Regions from separate parts of the Homo sapiens genome. Here region 1 is linked to region 2. A link is a contact called in ENCODE Hi-C data. All regions are on one chromosome and are shown on one strand. The core of a region is the stretch at or near the end of the contact, and the rest is flanking DNA. Distances in the headings are between cores, read along the strand shown. Region 1 has its middle 120 kb from the start of SLC38A6. Region 2 overlaps MNAT1 (MNAT1 component of CDK activating kinase).

Region 1 (7,686 bases), core at 1,409-3,908, 260 kb after region 2:
TACCTTTTTATTTTGCTAAGTGAGAACATTAAAAAGAAAATGCATTCCCACCTAATATTACCCATGCTTTCTAAAAGAAAGCATATTTTAACAATAATAAAATAGTGGGAAAGGATTTCAAATACAGTTTTTAAAATGGAATATAATTGGTTTATGAAAAATCTACTACCTTTATTCAGCTGCTGACCTGTGATGGTCTGCATTAACTCAAAGGGATGCATACCTAATGGTCGCAAGTCAGACACCAGCAGGGACGGAGTGGGAACAAATTGAGGAAGAAGAAACAAATAGTCTTGGTTTTCTGTGTGTCCTTGGCATGGACGGGGTGCTGCCTCCAAGATCTCTGCATGCTCTGTAGCTCAGCTTTGTCAGCCTCCAGCATGTAACCGTTGTCAGAACTGGGCCTTGGTCTCCAGGATGGACAGCCCAAACCATCCGAGTCAGGAATTGACCTGTATGAATCTTTTGTCTCCTTAATTTGCTATCCTCATGGTTTCAAAACATGAAGTCAAAACACATGCTTGACCACAGCCCAAGCCTTAAAGAGCACATTAGTCCTGGTGCCTATTTAGGTTTAGAAACTTAATGCATCAGGTGAGGCTAATGTGCTTCAAATATTAGACTCTCAAGCAAGTGCTTTTCTCAAGGAAACTGTCCCCTTTGAGGTACCTGGCATTTCAAGCCAACTTGGGACACATCAAGTGTCAATAAAGTTTGATACATCATAGCAGCCATCCCAGCCTTCTATCAAAAGTGTCATAGTGCTACTAGCATTAGGAAATGAAATATGCAAAACCTGCATTTCTATTTTTGGTCATGCTCTGCAGCGTGCTTCCTAGAATAAATTGCCACTGCACAGCAGGATTCAAGGAAACAGTGCTGACAGCCTCACTCTCCTTGCATTGTGATGCACAGAGATCAGCAGGCTGCCGATTTGTGTCCTGAATGAAAAATGGATTCCAGGTAGAAGAACTGTGGCTCCTGACCATTTCCTGGATCTCGCTCAAGAGAATGTACACAAGTATTTATTTATAGCTGCTCAACTCCTTTTCAGACACACTCTAAATTTATTATTCCTGAAATCGAATGAGTTGTAATCACTGATTATGGAAACATTGAGCAATTTCAAGGCAGGCTGGGGAGGAAACTTTTGTCATCAGACTCTCCTGCATTACATCCTGCCTGGCAGTGACTTAACAATTTCATTGTCTGTATTTTCACACTTGTGAAATGGGGAAATACCACTTGTATTGCAGAATTATTATGAAGATTGGAAAGAATAACCAAACAGTGCAGGACACAGAGTAGGCCCTCAAGAAATAGTTTTGGTTTTCATTGTTAAGACTTGTTTAGGGAAGGGAAGTGAGCTCCTTTAGCAGTTCAAGGTTTCCCTCCCACTCTGGGACAGGGTGGTAGAGGTATGAGAGTAGAGACTGCTGAGAGAATATGGTCTCTTTCATTGTGCTCTGTTTTCTCCTTTTGGCCTCATGGGGAGGCATGGACGGGTGTCATCAAAGGGTGACTTGAGGAAGTAGGAGAGCAAATGGCTTCTCCCTGGTTCTCAGAAGTCTAGGTCCCTCACCTGGCTCTTATCCACAATGCCTGTGCTGTTGGTAATAGTTCACGTGCACATGTCTCCTCCAGTTAGGTTGAAAAAAATCCTGCTGGCTCGCACTCCAACATGGGCTGCTTTGTATGTCTCCCTGGCAAGGCACACAGCAAATATTGGTTGTTGCCTTTGGAGGCCAGGTTAGCACAAAGCAAATAGGGCTTGGGTGGGCTCAGGGACAACTAAAGGGGTTGGATGACTAACTCCCTTTTCTGTGACCATCCCTGCCTCTTGTTTACTCCACTGAAAAAGGGCGTAGGGAGGTCAGTTGCCGCTGCTGATCTGCACAAAGGTCAAAGGCAGAGCCACCGAAAGTAGTCTGCTCCTGTTTTTGAAGCTTTCTTCTGTGGGTAATATTGCACTTTGTAAACACTTGGTACTCAATAAATTCCAGCACACATATGGAAGCAATGGTGCCAACTAGCTGGATTGAAAGTACTCGATACCCAGTGTCCAGAGCATTGGCTAATGGAGAGGAAGAGGTTCCCTCCACTTCTGACTATGGGTGTGCGGCACAAGCCCCTGGCGGGCCTCACACACCCTACTTAGCACCTGTCAATCTCCTGTCCTCTGTGAAAGAGCCTGCATTTCTCCCTGTTGGGCCCGCCACTTCTCCAGGATTTTTTCAGTGCTGTCTGTCCAAGTCTTTCTTCTGCTGGAAGTGTGGGAATGGGAAGTCAGCTCTAGCCATGGCTACAAATAATTCACCTTTCCAGCAGCCTGCGGGTTTTCTTCTTACCGGTACAACAGTGAGTCTCATTCTCAGAATCTCTGAGGCCTGGCCAGTGAGGCCCCTATTCTTCTTCCCCTGGCAGAGGCCAGCTCTGATGGTGTCCCCACCCAAAGGGCAGACACCCATGTGATTTCAGTGGTTCGGAGGAATAGGAACGGAATGGAAGGGTGAGGTCTTTTCTGCTGAAGCTCAAAGCACTGTGGATACAGGCCCATATGCGTAGCCTGAATCAGGGGCACTGAGTTCACTCTGCTCAGTTTGCTTATATGTTAGTTTATGGCAGCTGTGGTTGCAAATAGGATCAAATTGTGCAGTTTTTAATTCCGTGTAATGCTGCTGTGAAGATGGACTTAACTGCTTTTCAGTACAGTCATTATGACTCTCTTAACTTCCCTTACTCATGAAACCTAGCATGAGTCATGGCTGGAGAATCTCACTCCACCCCACGGCCCCCACTGTCCCGAGAAGCAGAAAGGCTGGGTTCCTGGGGTTTTTCTTCCTGGCAGTAAACCCCCTCCTCCCTGCAGGACTGTTATAACTGATCCACAGTTAGAACATCAGGGAGCCCATAACCACGCAGGGCGGGGGTTTCTCCTTACCAGCTTGCTCCCCATGCAGCAGGGAAGCGGGTGTCTGCTGCAAATCTCCCCGTGTGGGGGGATGGGAAGAACAATGAGGCTGAACAGACACAAAGGGAGCTGTCCTGTGCCCAGACAGCCCCAGTGACATCTTCAGGCCCAGCCAGGATCCTCCCTTCCCAAAATGGAGCCTGTTTGCTCCCAGTATTAGTAGGGCTCTTTCGATTGCAAAGGACAAAAACTCCTCACTTAGGCTGCTATATTCGTTTGCTAGGGCTGTCTTAACAAAGTCCCACAGACTGGATGGCTCAAATATGGATTGTCTCACAGTTCTGGAGACTGGAAGGCCAAGATCAAGTTGTCTGCAGGGTTGATTCCTTCTGAGGCCTCTCTCCTCAGCTTGCAGAAGACTGTCTTCTCTGCAAATGCATGTGGTCCTCCATCTGCATATGTCTATGTCTTCCTCTTTTAAAAGGACACACTCCTGTTGGATTAGGCTCCACCCTCGTGACCTCATTTAACCGTAATTGCCTCTTTAAAGACCCTATCTCCACTTAAGGTCACATTCTGAGGGACTGGGGGTTAGGACTTCAACATGCCAGTTTTCTGGTGGGAGGACAAAATTACTTGGCTTCCCAGAGCAAAAGCCTGTTTAAGGATGTTGATGGCCTGGAGCTGAGCAAGGCCAATGTGGGGCAGCCCCAGACAGCTTTCCACTTCTGTCTCCACAGCCTTTCCATTCCCTCTGGTTGAAGTCAGGTGTTTCTGTTATATGCACTCCTAACACCCCTCTGTTTTCCACATGGATTTACCACCTCTGTATTTAAATAATGTGTTGTGAAGTCATTTGGTTAATGTCCATCTTCCTGGTTAGATGGAAGCATCAGGGCCGCTAGACGAGTCACCGTCTTCTTTGCAGCAACCCTAGTACTTGGCCCAGGCTGGGCACATAAAAGATGCTCAATTCATAGTTGCTGAATTGAAAGTCCTTTGCTCTTGGTGCTTCTGCTCCTCTGCCTCCTTACTGGCCAGTCAACCCCACAGTAGCCTTGATCCACTTGGCCAGCATTTCAGACAGTCACATTCCATTATTTCACTTCATATAATTTATACTACAGGGGAGATGATATTTCTTTTACACCCATCACTAGGTTCATGGCCAAAGCCCCTATAACAAACGACAGATTAACAAGAGAAAAGCAGACAAATGTATTCAATGTAAATTTTATGTGACACAGGAGCTTTCAGAAATAAAGAGCCAAAGAAACAGGGAAACCTGTGTATTTTTATGCTTAGGTTTGATGAAGTGTGGATATCCGGTCATGAAGAAGTATGACTGGAGGACAAAAAGTTTTGATCTAATGGGAATCAACAGGGAAGGGGGACTTGGCAAGGCCCATTTGCTCATATTCTCTGTGTCCCAGTGTCTTCAGAGATAAGGACATTCATTTCCTCTGGATATAGGGAAGGCATCTTTCAAACGGTGGTCTTATGACCTTCTTCAAGGGAGAGAGATGGGAGAAAGTCTGACGGTGACTTTCCTGCTTCTGCTGTTTCCTCAAATACCAAGGTGCCGTACTTTCGTGTAGTGTGTCCTGACCCCCATCAGTACTGTAGTGTACTTAATATTCTCCTTTACAAATAATTCATGCTTTTACTTAAATAACAGATTTCAGAAGGAAATATTGTATCATAGGTTTGACATCCTGCTTATATTTAAAAATTAAAAGTTGTTAAAACAATCACATAGCTATTAAAATACATGTTTGTGTAACTGTTAAAGTTATCTCCTCAGCTGCTTGTGGGCTGCCTGTCCTCAACAGGTCCTGGAGGGAGTTAGTCTACCTGGCTTAGCTAATGATCTCTCAGGTGGCATTGAATAGAATGCTCTTAGCTGCAAGTAATGGGAATCCCACTGATGCGGACTTAAAGAATTAGAACTTTGGGAGGCTGAGGCAGGTGGATCAGCCTGGGCAACATGGTGAAACCCCATCTCTACCAAAAAATATATATATATATATATGTTATATATTATATTTTATACTTAGTGTATTATATCTAATTATATGTAATATATAATTATATTAATATAAATAATTTAATATTTAGCCTATTATATATACAATTAGAACACTGATTGTCTCACAGAACTGAAATATTGGAATAATGTGGTTTGAGGGCTGGTTGTTTTAGAGGCTATATTATCTCATCAAAGACTGACATTCTTTCTCCGTCTCAGTCCTGCGAGCATCAGGTTTGGCTTCATCTTCTGGGTAGTAGCAAGATGGCAGTAGCAGCAGTCATAGGCATCATATTGAGACACATTGTTCAGAGGAAGAAGACGGATTGTCATTCTGCTTTCAAAAAGCACCCAGCAGACTTCCCTATACATTTTTTTAAGTATTTATTTATTTATAGAGACAAGGTCTTGCTCCATCACCCAGGCCAGAGTGCAGTAGTGCGATCATAGCACACTGCAGCCTTGAACTCTAGGACACAAGCAATCCTCCCCCCTCAGTCTCCTCAGTAGATAGTCCTATAGGTATGCACCACCACACCTGGCTTATTTTTTTATTTTTTATAGAGATGGGATCTTGCTCTGTTGTCCAGACTGGTCTTGAACTCCTGGCCTCAAGCAATTCTCCCACTTGGCCTCCCAAAATGTTGGGAATACAGGCATGAGCCACTGCACCTGGACTCCCTGTAAATTTCTTTGGCCAGAATTGGGTCACACACTCACTCCTGAATTGGAAAGGGAAATGAAGTGACTATGCAGGTCCTCTGGGGTGAAAACCATGCTGGAGTGGAGGCTGCGATGCCCACCACACACATCAGTGGCCAGCCTATGGATAGATTGCAATTAAGGTGCCCTCTGCTGGTGCATACAGGGGTTATCCCCAGCCCCAAACCCGCTGAGGCCAAAGGCCAACTTTGACCTGGCATGGCAGGTGCCAGGACTGACACATCTGTGCTCTCCTCAGGCAACAATTTCTGTGGCCCTCAAGCTATGCCTGGCCTCAGACTGAAGCATCAGCTTCCAAAATGATGCATTGTTCTCCCTGACTCCCGCACGCTCTGGCTTACAGAGGACCTGAGCAAGCAGAGCCGGCACCCCACCCCGGTGTTGGCCCCTGAATCGGGGAAGGGAGACTCTGCCTGAGTCTGCTTTTGATGGGGCTTCGCCAGCCCCGCAGGGCTCATTTTCTCTGTCTCCTGCTAAATTCCCTGGCTGCTCCTCCACTGTCAGGTTGCCAAGCCCCGAGTGTCTCCTGGCTCGTCTGCAGCAGGAAATGGGCCTGACAATTGCTCTTCCAGAGCCAGTGATTTTTCAATATGTAGTTGCATGGATCCCACCCACGCTTCATCTCCAAAACCCCCACTTGTGTTCAGCTCTGATTTACTAAGCACGTACTACAAGCCTGGCTCTGTACTCAGCACTGCAGGTCGGGGAAGCAGGCAGGGCACAGAGGAGGCATCTGATGTGTTCTCTGCTCTCGGCCTCATACTCCAGCCATAGTTGATGGCCACACACTTGGAAGTGAGCTTCCTAGCCAAGGTGGCCCTGGCGGACTACGGGGCACACAAGTGGTCCAGATTAAAAAACAATACTGTGTGGGTTCAGAGAAGGGCAAGGTTGACACAGGCAGTACGTGTGCTGATTATTCTGTCTGCCCCCTACTCACCCCTGTGTCCACTTTTCCCTGCCATGTGTCCTGGATGCAATGGCTGCAGGCTGCAGCAACAGGCCCTTTGCCCCAGCTTCCAGTGGCCTTGCTGGTGGAGCAGTGGGCAGGAGGTCACAGAGCAGAGGAAAAGTGAGGCCGGGGTTTATTTTCCCTGCTTCCTCCCTGTTTTGCTGTGATTCTGGCACTGGCAGGTTCCTCCAGAGCTACAGCTCTGGCAGGACTAGGGGAGCTTGATGGCTTCCTGCTGTTGCTGGTCCCCATTTCCCTACTGGGTTCCCTGAGCCTCCCCACTCTGGAAGCAGCCCCTTTTTTCTTCAGAGTTGTCTTGAGGTTGTTTGCATGATGACTGGCAGACAATGTTTAGGAAGTACTTCCTGCAGGAGCAGCACCCGCATCTGGGCTCCTGAGATGAGCTGAAGCTGGATAAGCAGAGAAGAGGAAAAAGGGCTTTGTAGGGGCAGCACAGCCCCAGCAATGTTCACGAAGAGATGAAGTGAGCACTGGGAGACACTGCCTAGGCAGGGAGGGAAGGTGGAAAACAAGGCGGAGGCTCCCCGTGGAAGCCCTTGACTGCCAGTCCAGGGAACTTGGCCTTTGTCCCATAGGCTACATGGAGCTGCTGGAAGAGTTGCTTGGTGCTAATAAAGCGAAAGTTTTGACTTTGTTATTAATGGCTTTGTTTTGGTTTTTATTTCTACTTTTTCCTTGTTATTGATTTTATTATCATCATTAATAACTACTATGTATTTAATCCTTACTGTTATGGGTTGAATTGGGCCCCCTTTCATTCGTATGTTGAAGTCCTAACCCCCAGTCCCTCAGAGTGTGACCTTAACTGGAGACAGGGTCTTTGAAGAGTTAAAATGAGAATGGGCCCTAATCCAATATGACTGGCGTCCTCACAAGAGGGAGAAATTTGGACATGGAGACACACATAGAGAGAAGATGATGCAAAGGGAGAGGAAGACGGCCACATCCACAAGCAAAGGAGAGAGGCCAGGAAGAGATCCTGCCCTCACAGCCCTCGGAAGGAAACAACCCCCCAGCAGCTTGATTTTGGACTCCTAGCCTCCAGAACCA
Region 2 (6,995 bases), core at 1,573-4,072:
AGCATCATGAGAGAGCATCCTATTGCATGTTGCTAGCCCAGGAAAAGATCAAAATTCGAATTACAGTTTCTACTGAATGCCTGTTGATTTTGCGTCATCATGAAGTCAAAAACTTGTAAGTCAAACCGTCATAAGTCAGGGAATGTGTGTATATCTGTTTAGCAATTCTCTTGTTGGGGAATACCTGAGCTGTTTATAGTTTTTGACTATTACTAGTAAAGCAGCTGGCTGGGCACAGTGGCTCATGCCTGTAATCCTAGCACTTTCAGTCATATTTAATGTTGTCAATCTTTTTAATTTTAGTTATTTTGGTGATGATTGATAGTATCTCATTGTAATTTAGATTTTTATTTCCTGGAGAACTAATGGTTTTCAGCATTTTTTATTCATTCGTTTGCCTTTTTTCTTTTCTTTTGGGATGGAGTCTCGCTCTGTCGCCCAGGCTGGAGTACAGTGGCGCGACCTCAGCTCACTGCAAGCTCCGCCTCCCGGGTTCACGCTATTCTCCTGCCTCAGCCTCCCAAGCTGCTGGGATTACAGGCACCCACCACCATGCCCGGCTAATTTTTGGTATTTTTAGTAGAGACGGGGTTTCACCGTGTTGGCCAGGCTGGTCTCAATCTCCTGACCTCGTGATCCGCCTGTCTCGGCCTCCCAAAGTGCTGGGATTACAGGCATGAGCCACTGCGTCCGGCCTCGTTTGCCTTTTTTATATCTCTTTTTGTGATGACTCTATTAAAATCTTATGTCCATTAAAAAAATTGAGTTGTTTGTGCTTTTACTATTGATTTGTAAAATGTTTTACAATGTGTTGAACATAAGTCCTTTGTCAGACATCTGTTTTATGAATAATTTCTCTTGTCTGTGGCTCACTTTTTCTTTTTCTTAGTAATGTTTTTTGATGAACTGAAGTTATAAATTTTGATGAAGTCAGATTTATGAATGTTTTTCTTTTAAGGTAATTTTTGTGTCCTATCTAAGGAACCTTTTCCTTCCCCCAAGTCACAACGATAATTCTCCTGTTTAGAAACTTTGTAGTTTTTGCATTTATAGTTGGGTTCCTGATCCATCTTGTATTAATTTTTATGTATGGTATACAGTACCTGTTTGGGTTTCTTTTTTGCATGTGAACATTTAGTTGTATTTGTAGAGAATACTTTTCTTCATTGGATTGCTTTCACATATTTGGTGCCTTTGTTGAAAATCAATTGACTGCATATAAGTTTAGGTCTATTTCTGTTTTCCTTATTCTGTTTCAATAACTTATCTTGATTACTATAGTAATTCTTGAATTAAGGTAGTATAAGTGTTCCAATTCTTTTTCTTTTTCAAGATTGCTTTTTGCATATCCTTAACATTTTAGATTCAGTTTGTCAGTTTTTACAAAAATTCTTGGTAAAAGTATAATTGATATTCTGATTGGATCTATAGATCAATGTGGGGAGAATTAAGATCTAAAATACTGAGTCTTCCACTACATGTACATGGTATGCTTCATTTATTTAGGGCCTCTTTATCTCAGCAATGTTTTGTAGTTTTCAGTGGTTTGTGTTAGACTTATTGTCATTTTTTTCCCTAAGTATTTTATGTGTGGGATGCTCTTTTCAAGGAAATAGTTATTTCAAATCTCATTTTCTATTGCTTAATCCTGGTATGTATATTTTTACATTGGGCTTGCGTGCGATGAGCTTTTCTATTTTACTTATTGAGTAGTCGTTTTTAGATTTTTTAGGATTGTTTATATAAACAATTGTGTTAACTGCATTTAGAGACAGTTTTACTTCTCTGCCTTTTATTTCTGTTACTTGCCCTATTGCAGTGCCTTATTCCCCACCTAAGAGAGAAATCATTTAGTCTTTTGACATTATATGTCATACTAGCTGTAGAATTTTCATGAATGTCTTTCATCAGATTGAGGAAAGTTCCTTCCATTTCTAGAGTACTGAAATTTTTGAAAAGTTATGAGTAGATGTTGAATTCTGTCAAGTGCTTTTTCTGTGTTTATTAAATATCATTTTTCTTCTTTATACTGTTAGTGATTTAAATTGATTCATTTTTATATATTAACTTTGCATTCTTGTGATAAATTCTACATGGTTATGATATATGTGAATTCAATTTGATAATATTTTTATTAAGGATTTTTGTGTCTGTATTCATCAGGGATATGGCTCTATACTTTTCCTGTAGATGTCTTTGTTTAGCTTTGGAGTAATATAATGTTTTTATCAGTAATGCTAGCAATGGTTTTGTTAGCGTCATTGGCTTCACTTGAAAGTGGGGTCTACTACCTTATGTTTGAAAGAGTTTGTATGAAATTAATGTTTTTTTTTTATGTGTTTCTATAGGGTTCAGTAGTGAAACCATCTGGGACTCTAATTTGTTTGTATATAGGTTTTTTATAAACTCAGTTAAAAAATCTACTCAGCTTTTCTCTATTTTTTTTAGTAAGTTGTATTTTTCAAAGAATTTGAGAATTTCATCTAAAGTGTATTTGTTGACATAAAGTTGTTTATAATATTTTCTTAATTCTTTAAATGCCTATAAGAGTTACACTGCTAATTTTTAGCAAATTCCCAGCACTCTGCCTTTAATCTTGATTAGTCTAGGTAGATGTTGTTGATCTAGTCACTGAACCGGTTTTTTCTTAAACAGTTATTGAAGTATAATTTACATACAATAAAATCCACTCACATTAAGCATATGATTTAATAATTTTTTAGTAATATTAAAGAGATCTGCAACCATAATCTTGTTTTAGAATAGTTTATCACCTGCAGAAGATGCCTTGTGATAGTTGATAGTTACTTCTGCTTTCACTCCGAGCCCTAGGCAACCACTTCTCTACTTTCTGTTTCTGTATAGTTATCTTTTTTGACATTTTCTATAAATAGAATAATACAAAATGTAGTCTTTTGAGCCTAGCTTCTTTGACTTAGTGTAAAGTTTTTGTGCTTCATCCTTGTTTTAGTGTGGCTTTGTTAGACTTTAGTATGAGGATAATATTGACCCCATAAAATGTTTTGGAAAATATTCCCTTGTCCTCTGCTTTCTAGAAGAGTTTCTGAACCATTGGTATTATTTTTTCTTGAAATATTTGATGGAATTTACCAGTGAACCATCTGGTTTTGGCTTTTATTAATGAGAGGATTTCCAAATACTGTTTCAATTTCTTTACTAATAATAAGCCTATTCACACTTCCTTTTTCTATCCCCGTTTCTTTTTCCTTCCTCTCTTTTCCCTCCCTCTCTTCCTTTCCTCCCCTTGCCTCCCCTTCCCCATTCTCCTATTCCTTTTTCTTTTTCCTTCATTCCTTGTCTTGATATTTTGAGTATTCCTAGAAATTGGTCAGTTTCTTCTAAGTTGAATTTCTGTAGGGTCAGGATCACGTTCACTCTTTTATTTCTTATTTTGGTAGTTTTGTTCCTTCTCTTTTTTTTCCCTTGGCACATCAACCTAGCGGTGTGACAGTCTTGTTGATCTTTTCAAAGAATCAACCTTGGTTTTAAGAATTTTTAAAAAATTTTTTTTGATTTCCATTTCATTGATCTCCATTCTAATATTTATGGTTGTCCTTCTGCTTATAAGCTTTGCTCTTCTTTTCCTAATTTCTTAAGGTGGAAACTTGGGTTATTTATTTGAGGTCTTTCTTCTTTTCTAAAAATAGGCATTTAAAGCTATAATACCTCTACATACTGCTTTTGCTACAATAATATGTTGTATTTTCATATTCATACAATTGGATACATTTTTAAATTTTTTCTTGTGATTTCTTGTTTGACCATGGATTATTTAGAGGTTGTTGTTCTAATTTAATTCCACTTTGGTTTGAGGGCATGCTTTGTATGATCCCAATTTTTAAAATTTACCGTTACTTATGTTATGGCCAAATATATTTTTTATTGTGGAGAATGTTCCACAAGTACTTGAAATTTTATTCTATATTTGGGAAGAATGTGTTAGATGTTAGTTACATCATGTTGCTTGATGGTTATGTTGAAGTCTTCTGTGTCCTTACAGATTTTCTGTCTAGTTTGTCTATCAATTATTGAGTGGAGTTTTGAAATCTCTGACTATTATTGTTGAATTGTTTATTTCTCTCTCAATTCTGTCCAGCGTTGCTTCATGTATTTTGAGACTCCTTTTGTATGTTTATAATTTTTATATCTTCATGATATTGACCCTTTTATCATTATGAAATGCTTTTGTCTCTAGTAACAGTTTTTGTCTTAAAGACTTGTTTTATTTGCCGGGCACGGTGGCTCACACCTGTAATCCCCAGCACTTTGGGAGGCCGAGGCGGGCGGATCATGAGGACAGGAGATCGAGACCATCCTGGCTAACACGGTGAAACCCCGTCTCTACTAAAAATACAAAAAATTAGCTGGGTGTGTTGGCGGGCACCTGTAGTTCCAGCTACTCAGGAGGCTGAGGCAGGAGAATGGCATGAACCCAGGAGGCGGAGGTTGCAGTGAGCCAAGATCGCACCACTGCAGTCTGGCCTGGGTGAAAGAGTGAGACAACGTCTCAAAAAAAAAAAAAAAAAGACTTGTTTTATTTTAGTACAGCTACTTCAGCTCTCTTATGGTTATTGTTTACATTGTTTATCTTGTTTCACACTTTTGCTTTCAACCTATTTTATATCTTTGATTCTAATGTGTGCTGGATGTTTTTCATTTGGATAGTCTTTGTTTTTATAGTGTTCAAGCTATTTACGTTTAATGTTTGTTTTGTATATTTCTCATGGTGCTTTTTGTTCTTCTCTTCCTCATTTATTGCTCTTTTTTGTGTTAAATAGATATTTTCTTGTGCACATTTAAATTATTTTCTTTTTACTATGCATATTTTTAAGTGTTTTTATATTGGTTGACCTAGGGTTACAATATGCATATTGACTTATTACAATTGACTTCATATTAATACTAATTCAGTGTTAGTAATATGTAGAATATTTAATTCTGTATAGCTTCATTCCTTTTCCTCTCCTGGAGAGTGCCATTGTCATATGTATTATATTTTATATGCTGTAAGATTAACCATACAGTTTTACAGGTTTTTTTTTGTAGCTGTTTTGTAAATTTGTTAAGAGGAATAAAGAGAGAAAAGTTTTTATTCAGTCTTTTAGATTTGTCTATGTAATTACCTCTTGAGTATTCTTCATTTCTTTGTGAGAATTTGAGTTACTGCTTGGTATCATTTCCTTTTAGCCTGCAGGACATCTTTACTATTTTTACAGATTCCTCAGTCTTTACCTGGGAATGTCTTTATTCTGCCTCAGTTTTGTAGGGTAGTTTATTTGGATAAAGAATTCTTGGTTTAGTGTTTTTCTTTTAGCCGTTTGAATATATCGTTCCACTACCTTCTGACTTCTATGGTTTCTGATGCTAAGTCAGCTGTTAGTCTCATTGAGGGTCCATTGTGTGTGATAAGTATTTTCTCTTTTGCTGCTTTTAAGATTTTCTCTTTGTGTTCATCTTTCTGTATTTTTAGGGCCCAGCAGGGCTTTAACTTTACTAATTTTGTCACCCTTTTTGGGCTTTAGCATGAACTGGTAGTTTAGATTTTCATTGTGTTTTAAAAATAGTTACAGCCTGAATTTATTTTTATATGATTCCCTCAAGTTTTATATAATTTTCCTCAAGCTTTTATTGCCATGTAATTCAATAATACCTCTCTGAGGAATGACTACTTAAGCATCTTTGTTATAAGAAATGGTGATACCGTGTTAATTTTTTTGTTTTACTTCATGTTGTGGCGTTATGTACTGTTGCTTTCAGATTTTTTTCTTGCTTCATGGGATTTCATAAACATATCCCCTATAGATGTATTTACTCTATATATGTCACATAAAAACACATATAAAAATAAGGCTTATAATAATTAAAGTATTGACTTTTCTGGAGGACTATATAATCTTAATAAGATGTTTTCCTTTTGATAAATATTGAATGATAATCTTTAAGACTAGGTAAAAGATACCATAGTATATTTAGTATTTGCATTGAGACATGTATTAGTCTCTTTAAGAGTTAATGTCTATAAATATTTAACTCTGGACTATGTCACTGTCAAGTAATATTTTGGGCTAGAGTTCCCCACTGAGTATCTAATTTTGTTGCCTTATTCTTTTAGAAGTGTTACTGTGAGCAATAGCCAGGCAACTGAAAGAAAGAAGGTGAGTGGGACCCAAAAAGAAGGACAAAAACAGATGGAAAGGAAATAAAATAATAAGAAATTTCTTAAACAGTGTTTGTTTTGGATAGTTTTCTTGTTAAGCACATGGAAATACTTTGCACATTTGAGAATCACTGACTTACATGCTATTTTGGAGAAACAGCAAATCACTCATGTAATATAAACACAATTATAGATTTCTTTGCTGTAATTTTTTCATTTCTGGGGCTTACTTTTCCGTAAGATACAAAACGTTCCTTCTTACAGATCATTGCTTAACAATATATTTGGAGGATTGCAAATTTAAATTGAATGGTACAATTAATGCAATAAATGATAGATATTCAAAATTTCTGAATCCTGATAGTCTTGTTGAGTTATAGTCTGCTCTAAAGATGAATGTTACTAATGAGAATGGACTTTTTAGTATACGCCTAAAGTCAATATAATGAAGTGTTTTGAACTGCCTGTGGTCCTAGATTTCTAATATGTCTGTTATTATACTAATAAGATCTTAAGACTGAAGAGCATTTTATAGTATTCAGTGAACTTGCATGTAAATATGCACTGTGGATATTATTAATTCCCTTCTTTTTTTTACAGATATGATCACTAAGCACAGGTGGACAGTGGAAATCAGAGTGAGAGTATATGGCTGTAGATTCTATAATTCTTTTTCCATTGTACCACCAGTAAGGAATTTGATACAGAAAATAATGTTAGATACTGAACAAATAATTTTTTCTTCGGTAGGAGGTCCTATATTGCTGTTGTGTATCCTTAGTTTCTTTCTTTCTTTTTTTTTTTAAATGGGGTGTCA

Evidence for each region. A loop is a pair of places that touch in the nucleus more often than their neighbours do. Pooled maps may share reads with other maps.
Region 1: a loop to region 2 is called in a pooled map, with 2.7 times the contacts of the local background. The contact joins two enhancer-like sites. A Hi-C loop is called at or near these places in 3 of 37 single-sample maps with no recorded cell type and 2 of 50 pooled maps.

Annotation. Positions count from the first base shown.
Region 1 is chr14:61,101,178-61,108,863 of GRCh38, forward strand. No RefSeq gene overlaps it. Among named protein-coding and RNA genes, the nearest start is that of SLC38A6, 120 kb to the left of the region's middle. RefSeq lists enhancers at 1-909, 2,173-3,372, 2,742-3,656. Within about 2 kb of position 2,659, at least 22 of the 41 ENCODE cell types and tissues checked have a DNase peak (open chromatin) inside an H3K27ac peak, as active enhancers do.
Region 2 is chr14:60,842,874-60,849,868 of GRCh38, forward strand. All of the region lies in intron 6 of MNAT1 (MNAT1 component of CDK activating kinase), which reads left to right. Among named protein-coding and RNA genes, the nearest start is that of MNAT1, 110 kb to the left of the region's middle. Within about 2 kb of position 2,823, at least 2 of the 41 ENCODE cell types and tissues checked have a DNase peak (open chromatin) inside an H3K27ac peak, as active enhancers do.